2 separate regions of the Mus musculus genome follow, and region 1 is linked to region 2. A link is a loop called in an ENCODE intact Hi-C map of the cell type or tissue named here. Cell type or tissue: left cerebral cortex. All regions are shown on one strand.

Region 1 (2,500 bases), 66 kb after region 2:
CTCATTTTCTTCAACTCCGTTTTAGTCATTAAAATAGGCTCCAGAACACTCCACAAGCCTGGGCCATACTGGGATTCAGAAGTAGTTTCTTGTAAGAGAAAGATTATAAACAGCAATAACAACAAACCCCACATAAAATAAGCAGGTGTATGTAGCACAAGTATCCTCATTTAAATCCAAACTCCCCATCGGAAGTGATTTTTTACTATGGCAAGGACAGCCAACTGAAATAAAAGGCCAGCTCACAATACCCATATTTTTTTCTGTATGACAAAAACTGTAACAGTGAGCTTTGTTTGTAAAGTACAGTGTGCATTTTGGATAAAATACCTAGAGCCCCAGTAGTGGTTAAACTGCAGCTATAAAGGAAATTGTCCAGAGATAAATGGTTTCCCTATGAGAAGTTCCATTGCTATACTTCACCTCAGGACAATAAATCACAGTAACTGCACCTTGTCCTCTGTCCAATGACATCATCAGTCTGACCACTTCTTGGGAACTGGGTGCAAAAACATATGCTATTTAAGGCATGAAACCATATTACTGCTTTTTGTCCATCCAACCTCCTGTTTCAGTGCTGAATCGGTTGTTTACCTGAGCATTCTCAGGAAACCTTTACCCTCTATTGCATTCAGGGCCTACCTACTTGGATGTGAAAGAAGGAAAAATAAAAATTGTGAGAAGTAGTTATTTTAAATTAGCCTGCAGTTCCTCACCTAAATCTGAAATTTTGTTACAAATTAACTGAAGTCTAATGTCTTCATATATTCCCCATGATGGTTTAATGTAATCACCAGGACTTAGCCATTAACAAGGTACCTCAAACACCCCCCAGAAAGCACCACCCTTTTATCCTTTTAAAACAAAACTTACAGGAGAGACCAGAAATCAAAATTACTGTTTTCTCTAAACAGTAAAAGTTAATTGGCTCTCATAGGCCAAATGTCCTAAGCCTAGAAAAAACAAAAATCAATTCTGACACCTTAAAGCAAGAGGCCAGCAGGCTAAGCAAGTTCCAAGATCAGAGTGGACACAATGCCTCTGTTTATCTTCTATTTTCACTCATTTAACCATGACCAAGGAAAACATAACCCCATTTCTGTTTTCCATACTGCTGCAATTAAAACAGGCAGGTCTATGTCAGTAACAGCACAAGAATGCCGGCCTCCCTTCAAGTTGGTGCAGAAACTGGAAAAGCAGCCCTGCTGAGAGAGTATCCAAGTGTTGTCAGCCGGACTTTCTAAAATACCTCGCTACTCCATCACTCCTGAAAGGGAAGTCTGCCGGTTTTACAAATACTACAAATCTTTACATAGCCTGACCGAGTTAACTCAGGAAGAGAGTGACTATTCCCACAACAAAGTCCTGTATTTGTACTAAACCAGTAGCTCACAGAAGCCTCTGTAAATTGGAAATAAGGTCCACATACTATGAACTGAAAGATAAACTCCTTTTAGAAGAAAACAAGCCAACCTCAGAGCTGATGCTTAGCTCGGAGCTGTTTTTATGCTGGAAGGTCCCCAAGAGGATGTGTTTTGCCTGCGGAGGAGGGGACTCGAGTGGCAGTTGATGGGGGAGTCATTTTGGTTATTAGTAAATAAATCAAGCAGCAGAGAACAGGGCCTAGGCAACTAGGGCAGTCCAGGCCTAGTTCTCTCCTTGTCTTCCCAGCACAGACTGGGTTTGATCTCAGAGTCCTGTGGATTGCCAAGGAGGAGGAGAAGGAAAAAAAAAAAAAAAGAATCATATCGAACCACAAAAGCACATGGGGCGAATGTAAAATATAAACACGGCGTTGGGCTGTGAGTGGCTGTTATTAAAGGTCTGAATTACTAAACATGAGAGGCGGGGAAAGCCAGGCGGCCATTTCAAGAATATAAACCTCCCTGAATTAGACATTATTCAAATGAGAAGCAAGTAGAGAAGACCCAGCACGCAGCTAGAAAGCACTACCACACACAGTCAGGGAGGGGGATCTCCGTGTCTAGCCACCACCCCCGCTCCCCGCAGTACAGGAGAAATCTAGAATATGATCAACTTGTCAGGCCAGCCCTTTGAGGGCAGGAGGGCAATCCTTTACGGTCCAGTTCTCGGGTGACCTCCGAGAGCTCCGAGGCCTCAGAGCGAGAGGGTCCCCAAGGCTACCAGCGCGTGGGGGGGGGGGGATGTGCGCGGAGGAGCTACCAGACCCCGCGAGCACCTCCAACCCAACTGTCCCGCGCGACCCACAGCAGCGCGGACCTCTGGGTGAGGGCCCGGGACACACGGACAACCGAAGCCATTTCCACGGAGGGGAACTTCCCCGAGGGTTCCTCCCACCTAGCCCAGCCTCCAAAGGGTCCGGGGGACCCCAGAGCGAGCTCACAACCCGAAGGCCAGCTCACAGGGCCCACGCCACGCTGCCCCTAACCAGAGACACGGACTGGCTGGGGTCAGGCCGCTGCCCCGGGCACGAGCAGGGCGCGGCTGAGGGGCCCCGGGCCGTGACCCCCGGGCTCGG
Region 2 (2,500 bases):
ATTTAATTTCTGATATTCAAAAATAAATGGTAAATATAGCTGAAAAGACATTTTTCTTTCATTTCTGGAATTTCAAACTTGGTAAGTTAGAAGAAAATATACAAGTAGTTATTCACTGATACTTTTGTTTATTAGTAATAGAAAAAACAGAAGCATGTGTCACTTAACTGATCATGAGTCTAATTTGCAGTCTATAAATTACTGCTGGGCTGAACTTCTAACATCAGTTTGTTGTTTGTATCATGTGCACCCCTGACATAGCAGTTTTCACTCTGATGGACAAGTATATGGTTAACTTGAGTTTAACCATGTTTTCTGTATAAGAATTCAGATATTTTGGATGTACCAATTTACTTTTTCATTAACTGCTTTAATTTCCAAAATAGAAAATAACACACAGGAAATAAAACTCATCTGCTGAAGTTCTAAGTTTAAGATATCCAATTCTTGTACTTTGTATCAGACGACTTAAAAAGGCTGCAGTCATCCTCATGTAAACAGAGGAAGGCCTCACAAAATATGGCCACCGTGCGGCATGACTTATCTAAGCCATGATTTATTCGACCCATCTTTAGTCACCCAAAACGCTTCACTTACTCAAGCAGAGCCTCTACCTCCCAAAGGCTCCTGGGTCTGTAGGAAACTTACTATTAACAGCCTTGCAAAAACACATAAAACTGTAATTTCCTAAGATAAAGCTGGATTTAAGAAATCAAAGTGACAAATTTTGAGAATGGCCAGTAACTTTGTAAACTGATCAGGAACCTCTGTAATTTCCCACAATAGTAGTAGTTATAATATTAATTCTGTACCATGAACCACCTTAATTTTTCATTTAGGATTTTTGGTTTTGTATGAGGGATTCTTATTAGATAGGTAAACTATTTTATTAATATGTATATATTATTTTGATATAGCATTTATTTTGTTTCTGATTTAAAATGTATTTTAAATTATATATACTACTTTCTATAGAAATTTCCAAAAAGCAAAAATTTCCTCCATGCAAGACAAATTCAAATACACTATTTGCTGAAAATACACTTGAAGAGCTGGAAATTTCCCAAAAGCAAAAATTTCCTCCATGCAAGGCAAATTCAAATACATTATTTGCTGAAAATACACTCTGAACCAGAAGAGCTGGTCCTAAGGAGGGACCTACAGCAAACTCAAGCATGCTGTTGCCTTGCAAATGCTTTCCTCCTTCTCTGTTCAAGCCCTCCCCTCCCCCATGTTGGTCGCATATATGATTGAGCGTTTATGCATAGTCAATCCCACACATGCTATTTCCATATTAACGCTGTAAAACAGAACTGTGCTGGTACCCACCTAGAACACAGTCACTGCAGTCCAGCATGGCTGTAAAATCTTCAAGAGGTGCAGACAGTCCAAAGCAAGAAGGAACAGGTAGCGTTTGGGGAGGGGGAAAAACTACTATTTCTAACAAATCTGTACTATGTTCTTAAGAGAACAAGGGTGGGAAGAGTGGAAAGTGAATTAACAAGAGAAGCAAACTACAACTTCAGTTACACCATAGCAATCTTCAACTGAATAAGGAAACTTCAGTTGCTCTGAGGAGTTTTAGTCTCTTCTACCAGCGAGGACTGACATTGTCAAGGCAACTGAAGCATGAAAAGTTCCTCTTTTTGTAATAAAATAGAAACAAAGATTGCAGCTGGCAGTTTCCATAATGAAGCTTAATCAGTATGCGTGTGATTAGGGCCTTATGCAAATCTCTCCTCGTTAGCACAGCAGCCAGCACTTTGAAGTCCAGGAACAATTCATTTACAGAATACACTGAAAGCACTCCCTGCATAATTTAAATGAATACATAAATATTTATCAGCACATTTGCATATTAATTGGCAGTGCATGAAGGGAAAAATTATCTCCTGAGTGCCAGCATAATAATTAGGAGGATAAAATGAGATTTCTTCCAATGGCCTGGCATCTTGGACCTAACTTGAGATAGTACCAGGGGAGAAGGGAGGGGCAAGAGGCAGAGTTCTGTTAAAATGCCACTGAAATGACATGGACAAATTAGAAACAACTCTACAGACTTAAGCACCTTTAATCTTATTCCTGCTGGCAACAATGACTTCAGTAATAAGAGGATTTGCAAAAGGCTTTCTACACAATCCAAATAATCCCAAGGAAACAATTAGCAAGGTAGGAGCAGAACACAGGCTTGTCAAGATGGTGCTAGTCTACTGATAGGGAATTTTCCAGTTATTAACGCACACCGTCAAGAGAAAGTCCTACTTAAAACAAGACAACTGTATAAATGCAGAAGCAGGCAAGAGTGTACAAAAGCATCTTTGAGAGCAGATATTCATTATATGTGAATCTTTTTATACTACCAAATTAACAGAAGATTAGCTGACTGCTGCCTATTATACAACATGCTCCCATCAACATCAGACTCTCGAGGAAGACAGTTTCTTACTTAGAATGTGCATCGTCCTCAAATGGGCCACGGAAATGCCAAATAACTATTTTT

Evidence for each region. Peaks named below come from ENCODE experiments on the same cell type or tissue, not always from the same donor. Only the 100,000 strongest peaks of a DNase experiment are listed, where the experiment ranks them.
Region 1: it touches region 2 in a loop (3-fold over the local background); 3 of 42 quality-filtered maps call a loop at or near these places.

What each region holds. Positions count from the first base shown.
Region 1 is chr1:165,999,387-166,001,886 of GRCm38, forward strand. All of the region lies in intron 1 of Pou2f1 (POU domain, class 2, transcription factor 1), which reads right to left. Among named protein-coding and RNA genes, the nearest start is that of Pou2f1, 2.0 kb to the right of the region's middle. In left cerebral cortex, no CTCF peak of the experiment used is centred here; DNase peaks (open chromatin) are centred at 1,230 and 1,877; H3K4me3 peaks cover 1,454 bases; H3K27ac peaks cover 1,393 bases.
Region 2 is chr1:165,933,475-165,935,974 of GRCm38, forward strand. The region is part of intron 1 of Pou2f1 (POU domain, class 2, transcription factor 1); the gene reads right to left. Among named protein-coding and RNA genes, the nearest start is that of Pou2f1, 68 kb to the right of the region's middle. In left cerebral cortex, no CTCF peak of the experiment used is centred here; DNase peaks (open chromatin) are centred at 1,245 and 1,763; H3K4me3 peaks cover 1,494 bases; H3K27ac peaks cover 1,761 bases.